2 separate regions of the Homo sapiens genome follow, and region 2 is linked to region 1. A link is a loop called in an ENCODE intact Hi-C map of the cell type or tissue named here. Cell type or tissue: heart left ventricle. All regions are shown on one strand.

Evidence for each region. A loop is a pair of places that touch in the nucleus more often than their neighbours do. Peaks named below come from ENCODE experiments on the same cell type or tissue, not always from the same donor. Only the 100,000 strongest peaks of a DNase experiment are listed, where the experiment ranks them.
Region 2: a loop joins it to region 1, with 2.1 times the contacts of the local background. A loop is called at or near these places in 7 of 110 quality-filtered maps.

The regions. Positions count from the first base shown.
Region 1 is chr18:10,011,364-10,019,363 of GRCh38, forward strand. LOC124904246 (a long non-coding RNA gene) reads left to right here and starts at 5,929. Exons shown (of 2, transcript XR_007066285.1): 1 at 5,929-6,171. In heart left ventricle, a CTCF peak has its summit at 4,955 (motif pointing right); a DNase peak (open chromatin) is centred at 2,757; H3K27ac peaks cover 6,007 bases.
Region 2 is chr18:10,439,175-10,447,174 of GRCh38, forward strand. No RefSeq gene overlaps it. Among named protein-coding and RNA genes, the nearest start is that of APCDD1, 11 kb to the right of the region's middle. In heart left ventricle, a CTCF peak has its summit at 3,460; no DNase peak of the experiment used is centred here.

The DNA of each region.
Region 1 (8,000 bases):
GGGAGTTTATTCTCAAAATGAATCTGAGATTCTCTTATCAGGTTAAGGAGGTCGATAGGTCGAAACCGACCATGTGTATCATCACCTCCACTTTGCAGATAAGGAAATCAAGATGCCAAGAAGTTCAGTGATTTATCCAGAAAGCCACAAATGTGAAGCTAAGGCTTTAATTCAAGCCATCTGACTGAAGTCCAGTGAGCTCCCAGCCTGCGTTCTGAATTTATTGTGGAAACAATGCAAGATCAGCAAAGACCACTTTGAAGATACCCATCAAGCCACCGGTGTAACATTTGCCCATTTCTTCCCAGACTTGCCCTCAGTTCATTTTCTTTGTCATCCAGTTTCAGTCCCAGTGTCCCTGTGCCCTGCCCACTCATCCGCATTCTCCTCGGACTGGTATCTTCGGCAGGCTTTGGTTTTATGGTGCAAATGGCAAACCACCAACAGCAGAAGGAAGTTTTGTTTGGAGTCAGGGGATGCCTTGTAAGTTACAGAAATTTACAAGGGCAAAGGCAGCCATGTGCTCAAGATTTAAACTTCCTCTAGATGCTTCTTGACAGAAACCATTGGGACAAGTCTTCAACTTCTGAAATTATATTTTGAAGGCAGTGCCACACTTTTGCTGAGGGTGAGTGGGTGGATTACTACATGAAGGGACAGTAGGAGATGCCTCTGTTAATGGATTATTCTTTCATGGGGTTATCCACACAAAAACAACACAACTCAATGTCAAGTGCCTTTTAGGCCTCCCTTTAATTTTAAGGATCTGAAGAAGGAGGTAGCAGATGGAGACACTGAGCCACAGAGCCACACACCTACAGCCATATGATAAATCAGCCATGAGTCCAGAGAACCAAGTCTACTTTTCCTGATTCCAGAGGCTCTGGATGAAGTCAAAGCAATTGTGTTCCAGGTGCTTGTTGCTGTTTTCAAGATGAGTGCACAGCCAACATTGGTGCCTCGATGGGCCTATCTCCTTCCTGGAATGGTAAGCCACAGTACCCGTCCCAAAAGGATGAGCTCTGAGAGGAGCTGAGCGTACAGGGACTCTGAGACAGAGCCCCAGCATTGTGGAAAATGTGATGGCTAGAATCTGAGGACACCTGGGACTGTTATGTTTAAACTGCCAACAGCTCTTCTGTTTTTCTAGGTGGAAGTTTGGGTTATTCTTTCCAATTACTTCTTTGGGGGAAAAGACTTCAAAGGGCCTTTGGTTGCATCCTACAGTACATCGGGGAGCAGCCACAGTCACATGGAGGTGAAGAACCCTTTCCTTATGTTCTGTTCAGTTCTTGCCTATGGCCAAGCTAAGCCCTGTTGGATCTGGGCCAGAGCCAGGTGATATTTACTGCCCTACACACACTTTTGGCTCCCATGCACCTCGGTCAAGGGTCCCTGCCCTCTTGACCAGGGCGGTGATGGGGCTCATGGAGTGGTGCAGTGCCCTGGTCAGCTGGTATCTCAATGGCCTGGACTCTGGAGGGAAGGTCCTGGGTGCCTCCTTTCTTTCTTGCCCATTGTTGGGGAACAGACCTTGCGGGATGGGCTCTCTTGGCTCCTAGCTTGGGATTTTGGATGAAAGGCTTGGACCTCTGCTCCACGAGTGGTGAATTGTAATTCTGATTTAAATATGATCAGATATTTTAGAGCCGTATGAAGGGAAGAAAGAAGTGCATTTATGATCCAGTTCTTAAAATAAGAAACTTGAACTTACTAGTCTGATAGCATGGACTGACATAATTGCATTCTGCAGATCATCATGCAGAGCTGGTTTAGATAAGGTATCTTTTCTCCCCCTTGCTGATTTTTGGAGAGGGAGAGGCCCTGGACACTGGTAGAGGCACCATTATAAAAGCACTCAGAGGCGGGTCGCAGTGTCACATGCCTGTAATCCGAGCATTTTGGGAGGCTGAGGTGAGAGGATTGCTTGAGCCCAGGAGTTCGAAGCTACAGTGAGCTATGATTGTGCCACTTCACTCCAGCCTGGGAGACAGAGCAAATGAGACCCTGTCTCAAAAAATTTTTTTTTAAATAATAAAAGCATTCTGAAAGAGTGGTGGTGGGTAAATCACACAATTCGTCTTTCTAATTGGGAAACTCATTGGGTGAAAGGGGCAGCTGGAAACAACCAGTCCAGGATATATCGGATGATAGCTGGACTGTAACTGCCATGCAAGCTGAGATACTGGAGGGCTGGGGACCCTATGGACACTGTTTGCAGCTGTATCTGGCATTCATTTTTAATATATTTCTTTTCTCCTCTTTTTTGTCATTCCCCCTGTTATCCACAAGTCCTCAATATATTTTTGTAGAAGTTACAGCCCGATCTTAGTGCTGGGAAAATCGAGGGAGGGGCTTGTGTCCATGGTAGCAGGAAAGGATACAGGAACAGGGACAGAGCCTGGGGAAACCGCTGTGATAGCAGGCAGTGGGGTGCACGTCCTCCTTGTGATGAGGCAGCCAGCCGAGGAGACCAATGACAGCAGCCTGGACCCACGGGCTCTGCAGATCTTCTATGGGCGTCCCAGAGCCCTTTTGGAGGGAACTTGGTGAAGGATGGGGTTCCCTGCATGTAAGTGTGGAGTGGGGGCTGGACTGTCGTTATCTGGGCATTGAGGGCCATATGGATAGCACAGAACCAAAGGGACAAATGGCCACTAGACTACCCTATGACTTGGCTCTGATGACTCCCAGACACCGTGCCATTCTCCTTGCTCCGCCTTATCTTCTGAGAGTCCTGGCATGGCTCCCTGACCCTCCACCTCGTCCGTGTTACTCTACAATGACAGGCCACAATGAGGACACAGAGTCAGCAGAGGGCCAGGCAGCTGTTCACCTCTCCCATCACACCCAGGTAAAACTCCAGCTCATGTTGGCCCACCTCCTGGAAAAGTCTCTCTGTCAACAGCATTTCAGGATCTCGTATTCAGAAGACAACAGCTTTAGCGAGGAGGGCACTGTGACTGCAGGTGGGCATCTGTGCTTCCGCCCGTGTGGGACCCCTGGGACACTTACGCTGGGGGAGGATGTGGTTAGTGGCCACACAAATGCCTAAATCCAAAGACATTGGAAAGTGAATTAATTCACTAAAAAATAGGTTGTTTCTTTAGTGAATAAAATAACTTAGATACTCCTGGATACTTCATTGAGTCATATTTTGGATGTTTATTTTTATTTATTGATGTTCCTATACCACAGGGATGGACACGGTGGCTCACACCTGTAATTCCAGCACTTTGGGAGGCCAAGGCAGGTAGATTGCTTAAGTCCAGGAGTTCAACACCTGTCTGGGCAACATGGTGAAACTTTGTCTCTACAAAAAATAAAAAAATTAGCTGGGTGTGGCAGCTTGCGCCTGTAGTTCCAGCTACTTGGGAGGATGAGGTGGGAGGATCACCTGAACCCGGGGAAGTCAAGGCTGCAGTAAGCCATGATCGTGCCACTGCATTCCAGCCTGGGCGGCAGAGCAAGACCGTGTATCAAAAAAATAAAAAATAAAACTGAATTCACTCAAAAATAGGTTGCTTCTTCTTTAGTAGATAAAATAACTTAGAGACTTCATTGAATCATATTTTAGATCTTTATTTTTATTTATTGATGTTCTTATGCCACAAATTATTGTGAGTCCATTTACCAAAATCTCACAACACAAAAGGAAAAAACAGTTGGAGTTAGAGTGACCATAAAATAAGAGATAAAATAAAGGACACCAAGACCAAGAATGGGGAACTGCTCATCTTCCAAATGGAAAAGCGCCCAGACAGCAAGCCCTTGGTGGCAACGCAGTGCATTGAAGGGTTTGTTCTTGGCTCTCTGGTGAGGCTTCCTAAACATCTCCATCAGGGATGAGGGTCTCAACGTTTGCCTCCAAAAGTTTTTCAGAACTAGACAAGTCCTCCTGCCTCCATAGTGACTGCCCCAAGTTGCCTCCGTTCCTCCTGCCTGGGCAGTTAAAGTCGATATTCCCTGACTCAGTCTTTTATCTCTCGTAACCTAAGTACTCCCGGGTTGAGTTCAGCTATTCTGGTCATGATCTGACTCTTATTTTGTCCTCTTTCCTGAGCTCTAGGCTCCAATTTCAAACTTCTTGCAGCTAGTTCCGCCTCTGGGCCCTGCAGACATCTACTTATCAAATGGAACTGAACTGTGTTTCTGCATGTCTATTTTTTCATGTTGGTGAATGACATTTTCTGTCTGGAATGCCTCACGCCCTTGCTTTTCTGCCTAGGAAATCACTATCGATCTTTTAAGCCCTTCTTAAATGTCACCATGTCTCTGCTGCCCTCTGAGTCATCAGGATGAAGTATCCACACTCTCCTCTGTTCCCGTGGCACGGGGGCTCTCCTGCCATCATCGGCCTTTAGGGGCTGCCATCATTTGTCTGCCTTCCTTTATTTTTTTTGAGACAGAGTCTCACTCTGTCACCCAGGCTGGAGTGCAATGGCCCAATCTCGGCTCACTGCAACCTCTGCCTCCCGGGTTCAAGTGATTCTCCTGCCTCAGCCTTCCGAGTAGCTGGAATTACAGGTGTGCACCACCATGACCAGCTAATTTTTTTTTATTATTAGTAGAGACGGGGTTTCATCATGTTGGCCAGGCTGGTCTGAAACTCTTGACCTCAGGTGATCTGCCCGCTTCGGCCTCCCAAAGTGCTGGGATTACAAGCGTGAGCTACTGTGCCTGGCCTGTCTGCCTGTCTTATTCTAGAGCAAGGGCAGGCTTGCTTTGATGGAATACACACACAGACTGGGAGCTGGCACTGTGCTTACTAGCTTACTAGCACTCCAGACATGCTTGTGGATGAATGCATGAGCAGTCAAGGCAAACTCTTTCCTGACTGGCAGGAAAACAGTCACTGTGAAGTACAGTGTGCCCCACCTGGGGAGGCAGAGCAGAGATGGCTTCTCATCCTAGTGGGCAGGAGCATCTGCAGGAAGCAGGAACAGAGCATCCTGCAGAGGCCACTGTAAGAACAGGCAGAGCAGAGTATGTTGTTTGTGTCTGACCTCAGGGAAGAACTACAGAGAATGAATGCTGTGCTCCAAAACTTGGCGGTCGAAATTATTTGCCTCAACTATGATAAAAAGTTTGCCTGCAGCTGGTCAGTGCCCTGCTGTCTTCACCTCTGAAACATCCCAGGAGCACTTGAAACTGGTTGTGTTCTGGGAGATTACTCAAGGCAATTTCTCCCTAAGCCTGGGAAAACACGAGGGCTCAATTAAGCAAAACACTGATAGATAAGTTAAGAATGTAAAGGAAAAACTAAGAGCTTTATGTCAATGATTAAGTATTTCTGTTTCTTTAAAGCTTGCCCCGTATTATGCAAATACATTACAGTTAAGTGTTGGCTACATAACATTGGAAGAGGATGTGGTTAATGGCAAAACAAATCCCCAAAGAAAAAAAAAGTTGAAAAGCTGATTCATCTTAAAAATATTTCAGATGACTTAAAATATTTAAGGTTCATTTTGGACTTTTTGACAAGTAAAGACCCAAATATGAGCAAATTAAACCATTAAGGCTCTTTCAGTATGGAATGACAAAAAGTGAAAAAGGGTAAGACCACCAGGTTGTTAAAATCATGAGAAGCTTAGATTGGGCAAAGGTTCAGTCTGGAGGCCACAGTAAAGGAATATACCCGAAGACAAGAAGGTAGTTAGTGTCAGGGCCTATAAAAATGTTTAAAAGTGTTGAGTAAAATAATGTTTTATAGAGTACATTACTATAAATACATATAAGAAGGCCAAGTAGGGGATTCCAAGTTATGTCTGGGTGGCATTACTGAATTTTGTAAGAAGTGACAGAATACCGTACTGGGTGAACCATCCCTTCCATAGCTTGCCTGGCATTTCTCAAGTGTGAATGCAGTTCACTCAAGTTCCTGGGGTGTCCCAGAAAGATGCGTATGTTTTGAAATTTATTAGGAGATTGAAAAACTCCTGATGAGTGGTCATTGTAAATCAGAAGTGCTTTCAGCATGGATGGGTGAGGAGCATGGGATTAAGTAGGGACCTCTGTCCTAGTATTATTTTCTCTGTTGAATTCATCCTACCAGTTGCTGAGCTCTTTATTTGCACACATCAGCCTTTTAGGAAGGATCTCCAGGAATCCTGTGGGGAGAGGCTGGTGCTGGGGGAAGACAGAGGAATGCCTGGAGAGGACAGAAGTGAGGTAGGTCAAGGTAGAGGGGGTTGCAGGAAGAAGATGGGGTGTCCAGGGTGAAGGAGAGCTAGCAACGAGAGCAGAAGCCACGGCCCACTGACGGTCGCTCCGGGCCAGGCTTCTGTTCTGTGGGTACACGGTTTATTTCAGGGGCTGATTCTCTTTAGACTCAGTTTTTTTTCTCTCCTTCTTCTGATTGGAAGAAGTTTAATTCCGTGTTCATTTCCAATTCTTGCATTCAAGCTTATAATTTATCATTAAAAAACAACGACAACAATAAAAAAGGCAAGGCATACAGAAGGGACTCCAGGCAGACATTGCAGCAGGGCAGGGCAGTGAAGGGACGCCACGTTTGGCGAGGCCTTCTGTGTGCCCAGCTGCACATGGCCACCTGGCCAGTGTGCATCGTGTGCAGTAAATGTGTCAAGTGCACTGCTGCACGAACCATCAGATGCTGAAAAATCTTGTCAAGTAGAACTTTCTCTATCCCCATTGTATAGATGAATGAACAGAGCTAGGAGGAGTTGAGTAACTTGCTCATGGTCACAAAACTGAGAAGGGCAGAGCTGGCCGGCACCTGTGTTAACTACTGCACTCAGGCTAGAAAAGGCATTCTAATCAATTAGGACCTGGGGACTAATCTGAAATCTCTAATTCATAGTGAAATCCCTGGTGAAATTTAGAAGGAGATTGGACATAGGCCTGAAGGAACATTGGCTCAACCGCCTTCAGGAAGGTCAGTCTATGTAAGCCAGTTAAAGAATATGTTATGAACCACACACCAGTCCAACAAAGGCCATGGTGTGATTGTGAAGGGATGCTGGCTCCAGCCTCAGCAGCTCAGTTTGGACTTGGCTTTGTGGCTGGGTGTGCTCTGTGATCAGGGAAGTCTGCAGCCAGGGAATCCTCTGGGCCTTTCTAGACATCTCAGCAACCTTTTAGATAAATGGGGCATTGGCTTTGTTTGATGCTAAACATTTACTTTGATTGCTTTCATTGATAGCATAGGGCTTCTCCTATTTTATCTTGGCTGTTCTAAGAATGTCTGGAATGGGGCCGGGCGCGGTGGCTTACGCCTGTAATCCCAGCACTTTGGGAGGCCGAGGTAGGTGGATCATGAGGTCAGGAGATTGAGACCATCCTGGCTAACATAGTGAAACCCTGTCTCTACTAAAAATACAAAAAATTAGCCGGGCGCAGTGGCGGGCACCTGTAGTCCCAGCTACTCGGGAGGGTGAGGCAGGAGAATGGCGTGAACCCGGGAGGCAGAGCTTGCAGTGAGCCGAGATCGCACCACTGCACTCCAGCCTGGGCGACAGAGTGAGACTCCGTCTCGAAAAAAAAAAAAAAAGAATGTCTGGAATGTTCAGTAGAATTCAATTATTTGAATAATGTTTATGTGTGTCCTCTGTGTGCCAAGCGCTGGGTTAGAGTCAAATGTGAGCAGTGCGTACTCCAGCACTGTCCCGTAGAACCACCTATGATGACAGAAAAGCTCTGTATCTGCACTGTCCAATACAGTAGTTACTAGCCGCATGCAGCTAGGATGACCAAGGGGCTGCACTTTAGTAAACTTTAATGAATATAAATGCAAATCGCCACATGTGTCTGGGGCTACCCTATTGGACAGCACAGGGCTGGATTAATCTTGGGTTGTATTTTGAAAAATTGCAAACTCAAAAAATATTACATATACTGGAAATATAATGTACAATTGTTAAAATTTTAGTAAAATTATATATTATACACTGATATATTGTTGTAATAAAGGTAAATAGAATTTCTATGTATTGATTTATTCAGACATTTAGGTGGTGTCTTCTATGTGACAGGCACTG
Region 2 (8,000 bases), 430 kb after region 1:
GGCAGATGACATGCCACCTGTCATGGACTGGAAGGGAACAGGGAGAAAAGGTGCCTCCTTCTGTGTGGGGGTCCCCATGGGCACACGGCATTTGATGTGTGATTCAAGACTTCCTGACATACAGACCAACTGAGGATCATGGGCCAGCCTATGAATTAAAAATTAGGGAATCTTCAGTATTTCTTATTTTTAACATAAGAATAACAATAAGGCAAAGTACTACTATTTCCTTCCTGTCCCAACTAAGGCAGGAGGCACACACACACCACTTTGGAAACCTCCTCCCTGGCTTTCCCAGTCATGCCCTGTGTTTCTATCCTCCAGTCTCCAACCTACTTTCTGCCTGGGAAGAGGCAAAGCTATAGCTGCATTGAATGATGTAACATCAACACGTGCCAGTAATACCCTAAAAAGCTCTAGCTAAGTCTATGTTCTCCCTAGAAAACCTCTACCTACTAGGGGTTAGGGAAAGCTTTGATGATGTTCCATGAACTTTGCTGGCAGGGCTTACCTAGGAGTAAAAGCTCTCTGAGCACAGGGAGGGGCATGGGGAGTTTCTTCAACCTCTCTCAGTACACAGGGTTGGGACTCCAATAGCCCAGGCCTGAGCCTGTGACAATGAATATGACACGCTGAGCTCACCTCCCGGCAACCCAGGCATCCCCGACTTCTCAGGACCACAGTCCCAGGTGTCGGAGATTTGAGTCAGCTCTCCTGTCTGACCTCTCATCTCAACGTCCAGCGTCGTCCTCCATCTTCACGTCTCAACACGTTACTTTCTATTCCCAATTTGTTTTCCCTGGCTTCATCTCCTAGATACCTTCTATAAGGAGGCCTGCCAGTTTCCTCCTTCTGAGCTTTAGAGAAGATGGAGGGAATTTCAAGTGGGTTGAGTCAAAGGAAAACACGTGGGCCTGCAGAGCCCAGGATCAGCCAGTCCTCAAACCTGGCTTCCTCTTGACACAGTCGCAGGGGCCGGAATCCACTCAGGAGCTCCAGTGCAGAATCAGGCAGCCCCATGGGGCAGCCATGCAGAAAGCCTGAGTAACTTCAAGGGGCCCCAAGGCAGAAAGCCCCCAGGAACACAAAGGGAGTCCTCCTATGCCTAATGCAGTTAGTAAGAAAGGAACTCTCATTTCTGTGTCTTGTGAGGTGGTCACACAGACCCAGCCCCTGCCTAAGCCCCATTGCCTCTCGGTTCGTGTCCCCATACCTGGACTCTATGCCTTCTCTGTCTTTTCCTCCTATCCTTGACCTCTTTCCTGGTTCAGGACACAGCTTTTCTCATGATCAAAGAAAACTTGGATTCTGTTGGAGACAGGAAGCCCAAACCCAGAGCATGAGGCTCCCGTAAGGGATTTTTCTTCAAGCGTGCTAAGAAGTACAAGAAGAGGCCATGGGGAGAGGAATCTTAAGGACCCTCCGACAACACAGGCATGATTCTAACCATCATCTCAGGAGGTAATCAAAGCTCAAAGACCAAACCATCTGAGGGCACTGAATGCCGACTATGTCCCAGGGACTGTCGTAAACGTCATGTAATTTATTCTTACAGTTCCCTTAGATAGTTATGATGATGATGCTCATTTTTCAGATACAGCGACTGGCATCCAGAGATCTGCTGTAATGACCCCACAAAGCTAGTAATTTCACAAAGCTAGTAAGTGATAGCCCGGGTTGCACCAGGTCTCCTGACTCTGTCCAGTCCTCTTTCCGCCATCCACAGTCTGTCTCAACTGTCAGGTATGTAGAAGGTCTTTAAACATGCGAGCTCACTTCCCACTTCTGAGGCTGTGAGGAAATGGTACTCCCTTCACTTTGGGCATAAAAGCAATGAACATAATCCAGGATATGAGAGAAAATTTTCTGCCTTGTCAAATACTCCAAACATCAGTCTATCATTGGCCTCTAGGGAATCAGTTCATTATTACAAGCTGAGTGTGCAGACAGTAAGTAGACAATTACAGGAAACCCTAGGGACATCTGTCAGGGTCTTGTAGTAGACATTTTTCATTTTTTCTGGCCTCCCAACTAGGGAACTCCATGGACGTGATTAGTGGAGGAGCCCACCTCCCACAGAAAAGCTAAAAATGCCTGCCCCCTCACAGGTAGGGGGTTCAGGTATGAGATCTAGGTATTGCCAAACAGCCCATCCACCCTAAGTTTGGATCATAAGCTTGTGGTGATAAGACGGGTTCTCTAGGAATCCTTTCTGCTATGGGTGGGGGCAGCAGGGGCAGCCAGCCACCATTTCAGAGGGGACAGGGCCATAGTTCTAGTGGCTATTTCCAGAGCCCAATGTCAGTGGTGTCTGTGAGGCAATCTGCACTGTCCGGTCTGATGGTGCAGTGACTATGTCTTTACAAGGCCAGCTCTATGCTTTGTGATTAAATTAACCAAACTTAGCTTCTGCTGCTCTACAACTGAAGGCCCTCCTAGCTTGTGCAATCTGATAAGTGGATCCAGGGCTGTCTGGAGTACTGCAGTCTGCTCTCATAATTGGCTGTGGACATGGTCCCAGGCAAAGGCCAGCACCGGGAGGAGCTCACCTGCTCAGCTTCTCTCTGGGCTGCTCACCCGTCACCACTATTGAACTTTCCATGGTCATCTCATCGAATCTTCACAGCAGCCATCAGAGATCAGCTCTGCTGCTGCCACCACTTTACAAAGGAGAAAGTGGGTGTTCAAGAGATCCAGTGATAGTGCTGGGTGTGGTGGCTCATGCTTGTAATTTCAGCACTTTGGGAGGCTGAGGTGGGCAGATCCCTTGAGGTTAGGAGTTCGAGACCTGACTGGCCAACATGGTGAAACCCCATCTCCACTAAAAATATGAAAACTAGCCAGGCGTGGTGGCACGCACCTGTAATCCCAGCTGCTCAGGAGGCTAAACCTCCTGCTCTTGAACCCAGGAGGTGGAGGTTGTAATCACCCGAGATCGCACCGCTGCACTCCAGCCTGGGAGACAGAGGGAAAGTCTGTCTCAAAAAAAAAAAAAAAAACAACAGAGAGAGAGAGAGAGATCCAGCGATGCATCAGAGTCACACCGATACAGTGAAAACCTCGTTGCAGCGCATCAGACACCAACGTCCGCACTTCTACATGCTACAGCACTCCAGCCTCACCAGCCATTCCTCCCAGACTCAGAGCTATTTATTACCACACAGATCAGCAACTCGTTGCTAACCCTGACAGGGGTCTCACCTTTGATCCAGCATGAACTGATTTTAAAATGGGGAACAGGTTTCAACCTAGACATTCAGACCTCTGCTGCCAATAGCACAAGTTTGAGACACACCTCAAACAGCCAATTCAAGTCATGTCAAATGCAGCTGTGACCTTCAATGCGACTGAAAAAATGTTTGCCTAAAAAACTGTTGAGTACTTAGCCTTAAGGAACAGAATAGAAAGTGCTCTTCCACCATTAGGCAGTCTGTGGCACTCTCTCCTGGGAGCCTGCTGCAATGTCCTGCCTTAGAGGACAAACACCCTATCACTGATAACACAGTCTAGTGGTTTTACGTTGCCAGACCATGAAACACTATCAGAATCCTCCCTGTGCCTCTGATCAGCTGCCTCTCTGCCTTGGCCCTGTGGGTCCTAACTACCGTGGTGCTACATCGTTAAAAATCTCTTTTGTCATCTGTGTTGAGGCTGGGGGAGGCCATCATGGAGTTGGGACAATAGAAAATCAGTGCTCTGAATGCTCATTCAATGCAGATACAAGGCCCAATAATGCCTCCTTGTGCATGGGTCTTTTTGAACAGACGGTTTGTTTTAGTGTTACAAAGCCATGTTGTCTAATCTAGTGACACGTCTCCACTTTATGTAAAAGGAGTGGGTTCTGGACTTTATGGTTTTAATATTGTCTTTTTTGTATGAATGTTCATGTTAAAATGCTCAAAGAAGATTGTAAACTGGCTGGCAGTATTAACTTTGTCCAATTCTGCTTTGTTTTTCTCTAACTTATTCAGTTTATTCATATTACCATGTGTATTTTGTAAATGTATGAAGTGGGCACCACACACACGTGCACACACACACAAAGCTTGATTGTTTAACAGCTGCCTAAAGATGGCTTCATTTGGGTAATAATATACAATGTCCTTTAATACCATTTTTTTGTGTGTGTAAATTCAGGCTGTATTTTAGTCATTATGCATATTTTATGAACTTTAAATTAAATTGCACCCCAAAAAGAAAATGAAAGCTAAACCATCCCATTTCTGCTTTTGTAACAGAAGTTTTGTAAAAACTTCATAAGAACTTGTATCTCCACTTGAAATGAAATTAACTTAATGGGTCGAAGACACCACATCTTCATAGTGCTAGAAAAAGTTGTTCTACTTCTAAAGAAGAAAATAAACAAAGGGGAAATTTCAAATAAACATGGACAGTACACCTCTCAGTAGGACTAAAAGAAACTTCTCTTTGCATTTCCCATGTCTTTTAAAGAGTCATGAGGCTTACTGCAGTCCAGAGAAATGTTTTTAGGTTTTTTGTTTGTTTTTGTCTTTTTGTTTCTATTTATTTTAACTTCAAAGAGTTTTGTATCTAAATGGAATAGAAAGTGCAAAAAATTGCATGGGAAGTCTGGTAAGAACATATCTTTGCTTTCATCTGCAAGATTGGCAAACCTCTAGCAATCCTCCGGTGTCTGTCAAGGTCTGTACCACTTATTTATTTAAGCCAGGTACACTAATTTTTATAATGAGCTATAAATAAGCTTGTTATGGCAGACATTTATGAGATTAAGGTCCCAAACATAAAGATAGACTACTTATCTTTTCCTTAGATAATAGTGAAATACCAGAGTAATTTGTTTGGGTCTTGGGCCAGCCATCACTCACTCCACCCAGCCCCAGGCCACTGTCGCCAATTTTGGAGCCTTTGACACATCTTGAGATCCATCTAGAGCCTGCAAAATCCATCCTGACACAGCCTGCTACTTGCAGGTATCCTCAGCCTTTTCCATCTCACAGTGTTCTTGGACAATACGGAGGATCATCACCATATTCAATGCCAGCTCTTGCCAGGTGTGGAATGCATCAACTGCTCATCTATTGGAAAGGACCTCAGGAGTGGGGCCACAGGCCAGCAGGGACGAGCACTAGAAATCACAGATCCCCAGCTTGCTAGTGATGGAGAAATCACCACTAGGAAATGGAAGAGAGTGATCAAGACAAAGTGTGAGATAAAAAGTTGGTAGTCTTTGGTTACTGCCCTGCATGTGAAGTCTTTCTCAGTAATACCTTATATCCCCTCTCTCCCAGGGGAGAGTGAGGAGAAGGGAGGGAAAGGAAGGGGAAAGAAAGGGAGAGTGAGGGAGGGAACTGTATGTGAGAAGCAGACAATCCTAAAAATCCAACTAACAGGTGTGGTGGCGATCTGTAGACAAGTCCCACTCTTCCTTTTTGCTTTCACGTGGGAAAGAGAAAGGTTTTGCAACCTGATTAATGGCTCAGATAATTGAGATCCTGGATCTACATTACATAAAGTGGAAAACAGAATAGAACTAGATAACATTTACAAGTTAGAACAGAACCAAAAGACAACACTCAGTGACGTTACCAAATTCCCCACCCCCGGCTAAAATCAATAAATAAAACGACCACAGCTATAATGTAAATGAAAGAGAAATCTGGCTGGCCCAGGGCTCAAGATAAACACAGCAAAGCCAAGTCTCCACCACTCCCTCCAAACTCACACCCCAAGAGGGGGAGGGCGGTCTCTGAAACACAGGTCAGTGGTTCACCGGTGGTAAAGGTGACAGCGACACATCGTGAGTGCCATGGAATTCCACCTTTCCAGGTCTCTTCTGGCTCAGGGCTTCACTTGCAGTTTAAATGCAAAAATCCAGATAAAGGCTAATGCTTTTGAACTTACAAATTATTTATATTTTAGCATGAATGCATTTATAAGATCAATTCTTATTCTGTTAAGAAAGAAAGACAGAGGACATAAGAATACTCTGGTATCTTTTGGGAGGATGAGGGCAGAAAAAAGAAGCCCAAAGAGATGAATGTTGAGCCCTGCAAAGCAGAGCACAGCGCAGGGGACCTGGGAGTGAGAGAAGCTGGGAAGTATTTCTCACTGAGAGTCTTTCGTCTAGTCTGGAAGCCTTCTGTTCCTTCCTAATGAAAGTAGTGGTGCACTTAAGAACATGGTGTCTGAAATACAGTGGATGCTAAGTAAATATTCATTGAATGTATGAGTGACTCAAAGTAGACATGGAAAGCACATGTCCACGTTCCAAGCAATAGTCATAATAGGTGGCATAGAATGTGGGAGGACTTAAACGGAGGCAATCGGAGCTGCAGCCCCTTGGGCCACCCCACTTGACCATGGATGAAGCACATTCAGGAATCAGGCAGTGCATTAAGTACTTTCCATCATCCGCTTCCCTAACCCACCATAGACTCTAAGCAGCAACTCACATCGCTCTTAGGACCACTGGCTTGCACAAGGAGTCACAAGTGGCAAGTGATAGAATCAGAATTTTCATCCTGTTCCGACAAACCCCAAAGCCTGTACTCTTAACCACAGGTGATGCTGCCTCCCTTCTTATGGAAAAAGTGAAAATATATTATGATTCCTTCAACTCTTATCACCAGTGTTTGGCAAGACCTTAGAGATAACTCAGTAGATTCTCTTGGGAAATTCTAGAAAACCACTGGTTTTCAAATGAAGAGTGTATCTGCCGGCAGTAGTTCCCACACACATGTGACTAGACTTGTCACTGTAGAGATCTTAATTTTCAAAAATATACATGTGTAAGAGGAAGAATAAGATTTGGTTCTCAGTAAAGCTTTGTGGAACAAAAAAAGGTCTGACATGCTTCTCTCCTTACTGCTTGGCTCTCTGTATACGGCATTCTTCAAGGATTGTGCTGCAACAATTCTTTTCCTTATTCTTCTTTATTCTCAGATCTACCTATTCTCTGGCTGGTTGGAGAGAGATAATTTTGTTTTCAAATTATTTTGGTAATAGATGATTTCAGTTTTTGCTTCTCTAGAAGTCTCTGGCCACAGCCGTGCTTAACCAGCCACCTATCTCTTGGAGCTAACCTGGCCAGCAGCAGATAGAATACAGCATATTTGTCAGCATCACTTATTATCCAAGGTGAGGATTTAGGTCTTGGAGCTGGACAACACATAGGTGGATGTGTCCTCTGGTGGTAGTTGTAGTAACTCCTGACTGGAAGCACTTTATAGTTCCTCCATTCCAGCATCTTCTACACCCCAGGGGTCAGACCTGCATGAATGAATGCTTGGGTTCCATGGCAGGGATTTCTTTCTGGCACAGTGGGAGGTGAATGTGTGGGAGGGGGTAGGGGAGGGTCTTTAAAGCAAAGTTTTGTGCAGGTGATTGGTCAAGATTTAAAACCCAAGCTATTGAATTCAGTACAATAGGCTGGGTCAGCCGTCTTCAGATGGCTTTATAACAAGACGACCCACCTTGAAGAGTGTTTGCTTTCATGAGGTCTGTCTGCCACAGTGGCTTCCATGGAATTGGTGACAATGTGCACCAAGTTAATTTCAGCTTGGGGTGGGAATGGCTTCGTCTCTTTTCCATAAAGCATGAACAACTGCTGCCCTTATCGTCCCCTCCCTGTATTCTTGGAGGGCCACTAGTCTTAGCATACTCTGCACATCCAGCTATGCAGTGGCAAAGAACGTTTTCTGTACTTTGTTCTGCATTAAAATACAGGAAAGGCAGTTTGAGGACCTATAAAGTATGGCAGATTGCACACGGGAATGTGGCCTCTGATGTCTCTGCTTGTCTGTCACTCTCCCAGACAATCCAGGCCTGCTCTGCAACAAGAATAGATTCTTCTGGAATGTTTTCCCCATGGCTCACCCTCATGGAAGCACAAAGGCCATCCCACAGAGGGGCACAAAGGAAACAGCTATGACGAGCAAGGCCAACACAACACAAAACAACACCCACAAGTACCACAGGTAAGACTGACATTGCTTAGTTTACTGTGTTAAAAGACTGTA